2 separate regions of the Homo sapiens genome follow, and region 1 is linked to region 2. Evidence: chromatin contacts called from ENCODE Hi-C data. All regions are on one chromosome and are shown on one strand. The core of a region is the stretch at or near the end of the contact, and the rest is flanking DNA. Distances in the headings are between cores, read along the strand shown.

Evidence for each region. A loop is a pair of places that touch in the nucleus more often than their neighbours do. Pooled maps may share reads with other maps.
Region 1: a loop to region 2 is called in a pooled map, with 2.4 times the contacts of the local background. The contact joins the promoter of LINC02392 here to the enhancer-like site in region 2. A Hi-C loop is called at or near these places in 3 of 37 single-sample maps with no recorded cell type and 3 of 50 pooled maps.

The regions. Positions count from the first base shown.
Region 1 is chr12:90,290,557-90,296,595 of GRCh38, reverse strand. It overlaps LINC02392 (long intergenic non-protein coding RNA 2392), which reads right to left and starts at 3,278. Exons shown (of 3, transcript NR_135018.1): 1 at 3,036-3,278; 2 at 1,104-1,239.
Region 2 is chr12:89,956,244-89,962,647 of GRCh38, reverse strand. All of the region lies in intron 6 of LOC105369890 (a long non-coding RNA gene), which reads right to left. Among named protein-coding and RNA genes, the nearest start is that of LINC02399, 12 kb to the right of the region's middle. RefSeq lists an enhancer at 2,188-2,417. Within about 2 kb of position 1,832, at least 5 of the 41 ENCODE cell types and tissues checked have a DNase peak (open chromatin) inside an H3K27ac peak, as active enhancers do.

The sequences.
Region 1 (6,039 bases), core at 2,029-4,528, 330 kb before region 2:
GACTTAAACATGAACATTCATAATTTCATGTTTAAGTAATAACCTAAACTAAACTTGGAAACAACTAAAATATCTATCAATGAAATAGTAAATTGGTGTTACATTTATACAATAGATTACTACTCAGCAAAAAAAAAAGATGTATGCAACAACATAGATGCATCTCACAATAATTATGCTAAATTAAAGAAACTAGACCAAAACAGAGTACATTCTATATGAGTCTATTTATACAAAATTCTAGAAAATGCAAACTAACCAATAGTAAATAAAGGAAGCAGATTAGTTTTGCCTGGGGATGGGGGATGGGGGTAGAGGGATGGGAGAAATGAAATACAAAGAAGACAGATAGAAGTTTTTGGGATTGACACATGTTCATTATTCTGATTTTGCTGAAGACTTCAGTGGTGTTTACATATATCAGCACTTACCAAATACACACTGTTTCGGAGTACTATTCAGCAATTGAAAAAAAGATGAGATTCTATCATTTGCAGCAACATGGATGGAGCTGGAGGATATTATGTTAAGTGAAATAAGAGAGACACAGAAAGATAAACTGCGTGTTCTCACTGATTTGTGGAGACTAAAAATTAAAACAATTGAATTCCTGGAGATAGATAGTAGAATGATGGTTACCAGAGGCTGGGAATGGAAGCTGGAGAAGTGAGAAGTGGGGCTGGTTAATGGATACAAAAATATAGTTAGATAGAATGAATAAGATAAGATCTACTATTTGATAGCACAATGGAGTGACCACAGTCAACAACAACTTATTGTGCATTTTAAAATAACTAAACATATAACTGGAATGTTTGTAACACAAAGAAATGATAAATGCTTGACATAATGGATACCCCATTTACCCTGATGTGATTATGCATTGTGTGCCTGTTTCAAAATATCTCATGTAACTTATAAATTTGAGTCTCCCCTGCCTGGTATTCCATCACGCGTGGTCCTGCCATCCTGAGATGTCAGCAGAGCTGGGGTTGGTGTTGGAAACACAGGCGTTCTTCACTTTCCGAATGAGCAGTGGCTTCCTAGAGAAGGCTCATCCTGGAAAGTCAGGGTGGGGCTGCAGGGGAGCTCTCTGGACTTACACTCGGGGGTCCTCAGCCATCTCTGCCTTCAGGTGGCACCAACAGGATCAAATGTTAATTTTTTCTCATGGCTCAATGACCACTTTTTCCCAGGCTACTTGGCTTTCTTGTGGCTTCCCACGTTTCTTATCTGCATCTGCAGTAGACACAAGTTTATATCTATACTTTAGAAGCAGACAATGGAAGGAATAAAACCACATTCCTCATTTATTAAAGGGAATAAAATTAAATGTCTTACTATAAAAAAAAATAAATAAATTTGCGTACCTACTATATATCCACAAAAATCAAAAATAAAAAATGGTTTAAAATAAAACAAATTTGAAATTAAAAGACTACTTTTAAATGTGACATTTATTGTCAGTTTTACCTCAATAAAGTTGCTAAAAAATTATAACTGATTAATAACAGCTCTACAAATCATAATGTGTCATATCCAGCAAAAATACTAATCAGAAATTCATACTTTTAAAAGAGCATAATAAAATGAGAAAGGGACTAAAAATTAATGAGCTAAGAATCTGCTGAAGAAGTTAGAAAAATAAATAATATAAACCCCAAAAGAAAAATCACAAAGGATAGGTTATATATTCAAAGGAAGTAGAAGGAAAAAATATAAGGTCTGCTAATATTAAGTTTTAGGAAAGCAGTGAGAAGCAAGAATTCTTGTACATTACTTCCGAAAGTGTTATTTGGAATAACCATTCAGGAAGAAAACTAGCTGAAGTGAAGTTAAAGATATGCATATCCTCATTTCCTCCTAAATCTGTTTACCTTACAGAAGTTTTGTGCTGTACATGAGGATGCATATACACAGATATACTTGTGCATATACAAATAATGCAACATTGTTTGTGACAGCAAAATAATTTGAAAATGTAATTGTCTTTAAATATGAGTGGAAAAATGAAAGTTCAGTCATGAAACAGAACATTATATAGCAGTTATAGCTAATAATATAGATCTATCAACATGGATAAATCTCTAAAAAATGATGTTGGGCAAAAACTCAAGATGCAAAAGGAAATGTACAATGCTGGTGAATCGTTTTTGCTTTTTGTAGATAATTAAGTATGTGACAAATGTTCAGGGTCATTGATGGGAATGGCACACACTTTCTTAAGGACAGTGGGTACACGTGGGGAGGTAGGGAGGACAGACTTCAGCTGAATTTGCTAAATTTCATTTCTATTTATTTTTTAACTCTGTAATGTAAATTAAATATGACAGAATAGATACAGGGTTGTTATATATCTATATCCTGTAGGATATTTTAAATTATTCAAAATTAAAATGTTTAATTTAAAAATATTTAAAAGGTATGCATAAATGTGTAACTATTAGAATGTTCATTGAGCATTGATTTTTTATTTTAAAAGAAACTAGAAAGAGCATAAATGTCTAATCATATGGAAATTATTCAATAAACTGTAGTACGTTAATAGAATAAGATAATAATCATGCATTAAAATAATATAGTTAAATAATACTTGATAACATAAAATATGTTAAAAATAAAATAATAAAAAATAGATTAAGATAACTGAGTACTATATTATTCTATTACTATACTATTCTAACACTATTAGAATAGTACTATAGTATTCTTCATGACATGTTTGTATATACGCATATCTACACACATGCAAAACCATGTGGAAATAGTTATAGAAGGAAAGTGATCTGTTTCCTCAGGATCGAGGGCTTTTTCAGGACACAGGACTTTCAATGCCAAAACCACGAAAGTCTCAGGTAACTGAGACAGTTGACCACCCTATCCGGAAGATGCTGCATAAAGAATGAAAACGAGCAAAGTAAAATTTTAACTCAAAATATGGCACAAGATGCAGTTGGAATTCCCTTACTGTGTGTGGGGAAACTAGCTATAATTTCTGCAAGTTGAGAACATAAAAAGGCTAGTTCTGGTGTTACCTGATAAGAACAGATAGAGTTTCTCATCAATTTTGTGAGCATAGCTGGACAGGTCAGAGAATATCAGAGCTGGAAAAGACACATCTTTTCACAACTCCTCTCTTTAGAGATTAAAAAACCAAAAAGTATGTAAAACAGTAGTTTACAACAACTGGTAATTTAGCCCTCAGGAAACAAGTGGCGATGTCTGGAGACATTTTTTATTTTCACAGTTGAGGGTGCTACTGGCATCGCACTGGAAGAGGTCAGTAATGCTCCTAAGCATTCTAGAATACAGAGAACAGTTTCTCACAACAAAGAATTACCTAGCCCAGAATGTCAATAGAACTAAGGTTGAGATACCTGGTTTAAGACATTTCCCCATTGATATCACAACTAGATCCTGCCAAAGAAGTTTCCATTGTCCTGACCTTGTTCAGCATTCTTGTCACTATGTAAATTTGGAGGGCTGTTCTCTAAATGTCAAGCATAAAATGGACCTTTCGATTATTTCATTTCTTCCTGGATATAGTTTATATATACCACTCTCCACTTACACTTCTTCATTCTTTTGGGTATATTTGTATCACTCTCCTGAGTTAATCCATTCTAGACAAATATTATTCTTAAAAAACAGCCATCCATCAAGTCTGAAAAAAAATAAAACCTCGTCTGAAAAACAAATTGGTTGCAATTGTAGATTCATCTGGTTCCTTGATATATATCTGTAATGCTGATTTAGTACTTCTGATAAGCATTTCCCCAACTGCATCTTTTTAGCAGCATTAGAAATAATGGCTAAAAGAAATGAGTCTTTTCATTTGCAGTATCTACATTTGGAGAGTATTTTAAATCAAATTGATTGCTAGGATATTTGTAATGTCCAAATGTTTGATTGCTTTGCTGTGTACCATACAGAAAAGTAGTAACACAGAGGCATGCCATTAAACAGCCTTGTTGTTTTCTTTCTTTTTCTTTTCTTTTCTTTAGTTTTATGAAGCTGCAATTAATAGAAGTAATTTAGCAGCTGTTAGGAGAAACTGCCTAGGATAGTTTGTGTATGTATCCAGTGCTAGAGAATTTTTGCTCTGTTGTAGATCTTTATCTATACTTAGTTGTGTTTAGGATTTATGACAAAGCCGTGTGTTAATATCTCGATTATCATTCTGGTAAGAGAGGAAGCATCGTAGTTTCCTCTTAAGAGAGAATAATAACCTAGAGAGATAAGGAATATGACCTTGAAGTGTTTTTGTTCATGCATCAAGACTCAGTTCATGCATAAGTATGCTGAGGGAGTAATCAAGGTGGCTGTTTCTGTCTTCCGTGACTGCTGGGTGTTATTACCCAAATCAAGCACATTAAAGACATTGTGGAGGACATAGGAAAAGAAATGAGACTTTAAGTATATGCCTAAAAGGTATTTTTAACTTAAGAGTCTGTCTAACAGGGAATCATTTTTCTTTTGAGGAGCAATGGATGGTCAATATCAGTTATTTGCCAGAATGTAAGTTAAAAAGAGTGTGCCCTAGGTGGGCACTTTTGAAGATAATTTTGTTTTTGAAAAAATAAAAATTATTTTACAATTATTCTACATACCATCAAGAACATTGCTCTGTTCAGATACTATATGACATCAAAGCATTCCAAGTATTGCCAGAATTTAGTGCAGAGATGCAAGTTTGTGAGTGATTAATAAAAACCTCTTGGCTTAAGTAATAGAGAAAGTAATGAGAAAATATCAACACATGAGTTTAGCAAAATAAAGGCATTTAATCTTATCTAGACACTCAGAAATTATTTGGCACAATCTCAAGTTAATCATTCTGTTTACAGGAAAAAGAAGCTTTTAGTACAAAAGAAATTTTTTCCTCTTAATAAAGTGCAAAATAAGAAAACAATTTTTCTTTTGTCCAATCATTGGAATGATTGGAATAAGGAAATGTGAAAACCCACTGAAAAAGAATCTGGCTTTAAAAAATGGTACCACTGAGTGTCCCAAAGTTTGTTTCTCTTGATGTCTTGAGATTTCAATGTGTGCCAGAATAACTGGGCTGTGGCCAAAAATTCAGGCTAGCATTGAGATTCTTTTCTACTGCTGTGAAACTGCACCAAAGAGTGCAACTACAGGGACTCTGAAATGTGCTCTCACTTTGCTATTGTAGGAATATTAATAGCTGATTTCATAACCATTCATTGCCTTCAGAAAACAGGTACTTTTTTTCTATCAAAGACCATTAAAAACAGTCATAACACACATATAAATACAAAATAACTTGTTGGTTATAGCAGCATACTTTGGATGTTCATGCCTTCCAAATCTCGCGTTGAAATGTGATCCCTAATGTTGGAGGTAAGGCCTGGTGGGAGGTGTCTAGGTTGTGGGGGCAGATCCCTCATGAATGGCTTGGTGCCCTTCTTATGGTAATGAGTGAGTTCTTTCTCTGAGTTCCCGAGACCTGGTTGTTTAAGAAGGATGTGATATCTCTTTCCTCTTCTCTCTTGCTCCCGATCTTGCCTTGTAATATGCTGACACCCTCTTTGCAGGGCACAGTGGCTCACACCTGTTATCCCAGCACTTTGGGAGGCCAGTGGGCAGATCACAAGGTCAAGAGATTGAGACCATACTGACCAATATGGTGAAACCTCGTTTCCACTATATATATATATGCACAAAATTTAGCTGGGCATGTTGGCACGTACCTGTAGTTTCAGCTGCTTGGGAGACTGAGGCCGGAGAATCGCTCGAACCCAGGAAGCAGAGGTTGCAGTGAGCCAAGATCGTGTCACTGTACTTCAGTCTGGTGACAGAGCGAGACTCCATATCAAAAAAAAAAAAAAAAAAAAAAAAATCTGCTCTGATTGTAAGCTTTCTGAGGTCTTCACCAAAACCTGATGCCAGTGCTGTGCTTCATGTATAGCCTCCAGAACCATGAGCCAAATACATCTCTTTTCTTTATAAATTACCCAATCTCAGGTATTCCTTTTAGAGCAACACAAATGGAGTAACAAATAGTATAAACAATTT
Region 2 (6,404 bases), core at 583-3,082:
GATACATTCAGTCATCTGAATTCAATTGGAAGTTCAGGTCCCAAGTGTGGGAACTATCCTTATATATGAGGTGGGAGGTTTAAATGGAATTTTTCTAAAAAGTCAGTTTAAAATTGAATGTAATTTTTAATTTAAATAATATTTATCATCCCCAGAAGTGTAGCAGCTTCCTAAATTACAAAACAGAAGAATCACACTAAGAAACTCAAAGAGATCACATCACAAATTAAAAAACAAAAACAAACAAACAAAAAGAACCTCAAGAACAGAGACTCTTGAGTCTTGAGTTGAGAGCCACCTTTACAGGGCAGGTAAATGGCTACTGGAAGACAACAGAGCTAGAATTTCCACTCTTCCTTTCCATTAGTAGGTGCCAGTCTCCCATATACTCCTAACACAGACAATATGTGTAAAGGCTCATTCTTATGAGTTTTTAGTGTGTAACGGAGTGTTTTATTGTCTCATTCTTGTCAGTTCTTAGTGTGTAACAGAGGTAGCCTGTCTCTTCTGCCCACAGATCTCTCAAGGTGTACAAAAGTGCCCCATTTCCCCCCCATCCCACCCATATTTAAGATAAACAAGCTCCTTCTATAGCCCTTCGGGGGTCTACTTGTCATTAAGTGCTCTCTCCCCAGTGCTACTGGAGTTTGTCATCCAGGGTATGATGGTTCACAGGGGGCTTCCAGAAACCCAGATCAGAGTAGGATTCTGCTGTTATGTTGGGACAGCCAGAACTACTAATAGGTCTCCAAGAAGGGGTATAAAGATGGATTTTCTAATCAAGTTGCTCTAGGCATTCATAAGAGGACCTTCGATGCAGCCCTTTTCTGGAGTCAGTGATCCTAGAAACTCTGAAACTACTGACGATATCAGAATTAACTTAGGGATAGGACTCAAGTATTAGAAGTGTCCCACTACCCGAGCTCTGCCCGTCTTTCCCTTCTCTCCCCAACCCCTCCCCCTCTTTTCAATAACAACAAAAAAACAAAATTGACAAAAACTTTCAATTCTCCTCAGAATCCAGCTCCTCTCTTTCATTCCAACACAAAAGAGATCATGCTATTTCTCATCACCAATATTAGAACTTAAGGGCCCCTCAGGATGTACCCAGGCCATAGAACATCGAAGACCTGTACATTCTTTAGAAGAGCAAGAAGGATGCATGCCATTTCTTTTGGCCAATAACTCCCTTTTCATCTACCTCCTTTGATGCAAGATACTCAGGGAGACTTCTTGGTACGGAAATGAAAACAAAACTCTAGTTAAGGTCTCAGCAAGTCACCCTCCTAGCTTAAGTTTTTGAGAAGATGCATGTGACAGGGAAGGAGAGTTGCATCTGAAGAGAATCAAAATCCCCTCTTCCTTCAAAAAGGAAGAAAGGATAAAAGAAAGTGGAGAGGATAGATGGAGGGAGAAAGGGAAAGAAAAAGAGAAAGGAAGACAGAGAGGTAGAAAAAAGAAAAGAAAAAAGAAAGAAAAAAAGAAAAATAAAGAAGGGCTCTCAAGGGAGGAAAAAAGGAAAAGTGAAAAGAAGAATAAAATTTTAATTATGTGACAAAATATTTGAAAAAGCAACTCTCTAAGTTATTGACATTTTTATAGTGGTGATGTGATGGACAAGGCTTGTCATAAAACGTTAAGGTGACACTATAAGTTTCAAAATAATAAAAGGGTGCTCTTGCTGAAGCATGTGATAAGCCCCATACCCATGAGCTGTAAAAGAGTACATTAAACCTGGTCACCCTGCCCAGGCATTATAGGATTGCACACCCAGGACTGTTCTAGTGATGACGAGGTTGTTGAAACTCTGCCAGCTGACTTTTGAACATGGTGCCTGTGTAACCTAATTCCTTATTCATTAAACAGTCTGCTCCCTCACAAGCAGTTTGTGTGCCCATTATCTTGATGGGACCCATGCAGGATTGCCTCTGTCTTCACACTTGAGTTTGCAAGATCCCTGATGACAACATGGATTCCTACCACACAAGAAAACAAAGCAAATTTATTGAACTCCCAATTGAAAACAGTAGCAAATCAAGCTTGCTTAACCAAAATATTTCTCATAGAAGATTAGGTTATCATTTTTAGGGTGATGCTCATGAATATTAATTTCTCAACAAGGACTGACTAGGAATCCCCCAGTTCCCTAATGGAAATTAGCAATTCTCCAAACCAGCAGAAACTTATGTGGTCAACCATTTCAGTTTGCCAGGGACTAAGGGATCACCTAGGATGTGGGACTTTTAGTACTAAAACTGGGGAAGTCCCAGGCAAACCAGACAAGCTGGTCACCCCTAGGGAAACTCCCATTACTCACCATTCTCCTTTCGGCTTCCTCAGACTTGCAGCTCACAGGCTATCCTCAGAGTTCTCTAGGACTGAGCTTCTACTTTGATTTTCACAAACATCTATTTATGTAACCTGCCCCTCCACTGGACACAAGGGCGGAGAGATGTCTCAATCATTTTTATGTTCCAACCTCTGGCTTAGAAGAGCTTGCTGAACTGAGATAGCCAAACAACTGAGTTGATCTTCTGCTGAATGTCAACTGAATGGGGACTGTGATACCCTCAGGTAAGAACTGTATTTTCTGCACAGTGTACACACTCCCTGCCTCCCTAAATTAAACTTAGCTTGGAAAGGACTAGAATCTCTTTTAAAGCTTCACTTTCTCACATTAAACTATGTGGTTTTCTGAAGACTCTTTCATACACTGGCATAGAATGCAGTTCAGGAGTCAGACTAACCTAGATTCAAACCCAGGCTCCACAATTCACCATCTCTGTGACCTTAAACAAGTCATCTAACATCTCTGTACATTACTTTCCTCACATATGTCTTTCATCGTGCTGTTGGGAAGACCAAATGAGACACCTATATGTAGACTGCTTAGCTCTTAGCTTTATGGTAAGAACCAACATATGGTAGTTATCATTATTCTACTTGGAGTTTTCTTTCTAAGCACCAAGGGAGCAAAGATGAGACTAGTTGGAAAACAATACGTTTAATAAGATATCCCAAGTTTTTTTTTTTAAGCCCGGAGGCTCTACCATCATGTATTTTTTTTATTTTTTACACCAAACTTGCACTTTTATAATTATGATAATCTGTCTATGCCTATAATGAGCACAGTACTATAACCTAAGGCAAAAATCACCAGCAACTCTACTATGTACACGGCAGGGAAGGGGGAAAGCCTCATCTCCCCACCCTACCCCCCATTTTATTACTTAAACTTCCCATTATGTGAGCCATTTATTCAATTTTTACTGAACTTTTCACAAACCAGAAAGCCACTGGAGTTGGTCCAACCACTATAAAATTTTACTGCTCTTTGTTATTGCATAATAATTCCTAAGAGTTAACATTTTACTTTTCTTCTAAAATAAGGGATTTGCTTAAAGCAAGAAATCTCATTATTACTACTAATGATACTAAACCCAGTACATTATTGCTCTACTAAGAACTGATAAATTATCAGAACAAAGTTTAAAGTTTGTTCTTTATATTATAAGAGAAAATATTATATTTTCTCTTTCTCCTTCCCCTTCTCTTCTTCCTCCTCTTTCTCCTTATTTCTAATTACATATTTATGTTTATGTACCCAAGGAGTATGTCATTCTCTGAGGATGCAAATTGAAACAACACAGAAATAATACTTATTCAATCATAAGTGCTTAACGTGCTTTATAATGATGTCTCTTTCAAAATGCTCCGTTTAAGTCTGTTTATGAGATGCTGCCACAATAGGTATTTCTGATAAAATACCGCATATACATTCCCCAGAACAACACATCCTGCAAAAGCATGCACTAAAAATAATGCAGCTTATATAAAATAAAGAGTTAAGAGAAAACCACTCAACACTCATGCAATTTTGAGAATTCTGAGAAGGTGGTGGTAATGGTATAGTTTTTGAAGCCCCCTAAATAAATCTTTCTTCAAAATAAAAAGCAATTAAGATCCCAAAACATATACAACAAAATCAGATGACAAGATATCCTCTGAATTCCAAAATCCAAACAGGAGAAGACAAAATACCATATATATTCACAATCTTATGACAAAATGAAGTTTGTAAGAAATATATATATAGTATATAATTATATTTGCTGTGACAATATACCTATATTACAACTATAAAAATGGCAGAATGGGGACGCTATCAGAAAAGTAGAATAATCTTGATGATTATCTTATAGTTACTAAAATAAATCCAATTATTTTAATACTGATTAAATTGATGCAGAATACTAGCTAATATCAATATATCTCATAGAATGGACTCAATAGACAACAAAGGCAGGGGCAGAACAGGAATGGGTAATTTTTTTAATGTTAGCATAAAAATTAAAACAAAAGAGCAAGCCTTTATTAATACCAAAAATATATACTTTAAAAATAGAAGAAACAAATAAAATGAACCACCTAGAGAAAGACACATTCTTCAGTGAAAAAGGGAGAGCAGAGAAAATTGTGTAGTATGTGCAATATTTTAATTTAATTGTTTCTGACAACCTTGAGAACCAGGATTCTCAGGAACCAAAAAAAAAAGAAGACATAAGTGAAAGATAGAAGAAGTTAAATTTAAAAAACTTGTGCGCCTAAATTTGAACTGGAAGTGTCAGTAGGAATCATAATATAGCTTATCTTTTTAAAAGATATATTTCTTAAAATATGTATATTATGTGTATATGTATATATACATAAATGCATACACATACATACATACATGATATACATAGATCCATTAGCATTCCTATGTCTGGATTATAATTTCTAATACCATTCTCGAAAAACTAAAAGGACTGGGATAGAAAATATACAAGATGAGTCTGCAGCATCTTGTCAAACCGGATAGCAAGGAAACTATCATATACTACAAGGTTCATATCAGCAGGATGCAAGAGTCAACTTGAAGAAACTCCTGTTCCATTTCACAAAAACTGGGACAATTTGAGCGTTAATAATTTTACAAAAGGCAAAAAGTTTAACAAAAAATATGTTTGAATTCATGGGGCATAATTATACTTACAAAAACATATACTTGGTGACCACTGGGTAAAAAAAGGCAAAAAATAAAAAAAAAATCAAGCCTTTATCCAGGATTCCATATGTGAATTGAATTACTATATAATCAATAAGGAAAATTTCACTTATAAAAATGTTTCAGGTAATAAGTGAAGAAGAAATCATAGAATTAGAATATCACAATTTTGCAAATTGTAGTGAATTAATGGTTCATTAATTGAACATCAGTAGCTGCTGAGATCACCAAAAGAGAGTCAACTAAACATCTCATGCCTGATGATAGAAAAAGCACAGAATCAGGCCAGGTGCAGTGGTTCATGCCAGTAATCCCAGCACTTTGGGAGGCAGTGGCAGGGGATCACTTGAGGCCAGGAGTTCAAGACCAGCCTGGACAACGTAGCAAGATCGTGTCTATATTAAAAAATTAAAAATTAGCTTAGTGTGGTGGTGAGAACCTGTAATCCCAGTTACTCAGGAGACAGGGGCAAGAGGATCCCTTGAGTTCAGGAGTTCAAGGCTACAGTGAGCTATGATTGCACCATTGCATTCCAGTCTAGGCAACAGAGAGAGACCTTGTTTTGGAAAGTAGAAAGAAAAGGAAAGGGAAAGAAAGGGAAAGGAAAAGGGAAGGAGGAGAGGAGAGGAGAGGAGAGGAGAGGAAGGAAGGAAGTTCATAGCATCACTATGAAGTAGTCACATCAAAAAAAAGTATCTAACCTGAATTTAATCAAGCTCATATATGCAACTACCAACTTGCAAGAAAGATGTAATGCTTGTTATACGAAAGATGTAGAAACTTGTTAATATACTCTGCAGGCATACAATCAGCACAATCAAGACTGTGGGAAACATTGCAAGACAAATAACCCAGTTTGTTCTACAAAGAAACCAGAAGGGGTAAAAAGGATGGAGAGAGAATCTACAATTTAGTAAACATTTAAAAGACATATCAACCAATCACACTGTGTGGCTTTGGCTTCCATTTTAATTTTTAGAAAAAGAATCATAAAATAAATTATGGCATTGATAATATAATCGAAAACTTGAACACTTACTGGATATGAATATTTTATGATATTAAGGAATTATTTTAATTTCTGGCTTTGATGATGGTATTGTGATTATAATAACAACAAGCCTTTATCTTTTAAAGATACATACTTAATACTTTATTTTATGAATAAAATCATATCATGTCCAGGACTTGCTTCAAAATAATATGGGAGGTGAAGTAGATAGGGAATTAGATGAAAATTTATTGTCTATGCGTGGATAATTGTTGACCCCAGGTGATAAGTAATGGCAGTCAATTATACAATTCTACCAACTTTTATATAAGTTTAAAATTTTTCACAATGAAAGGTTTTATTTTT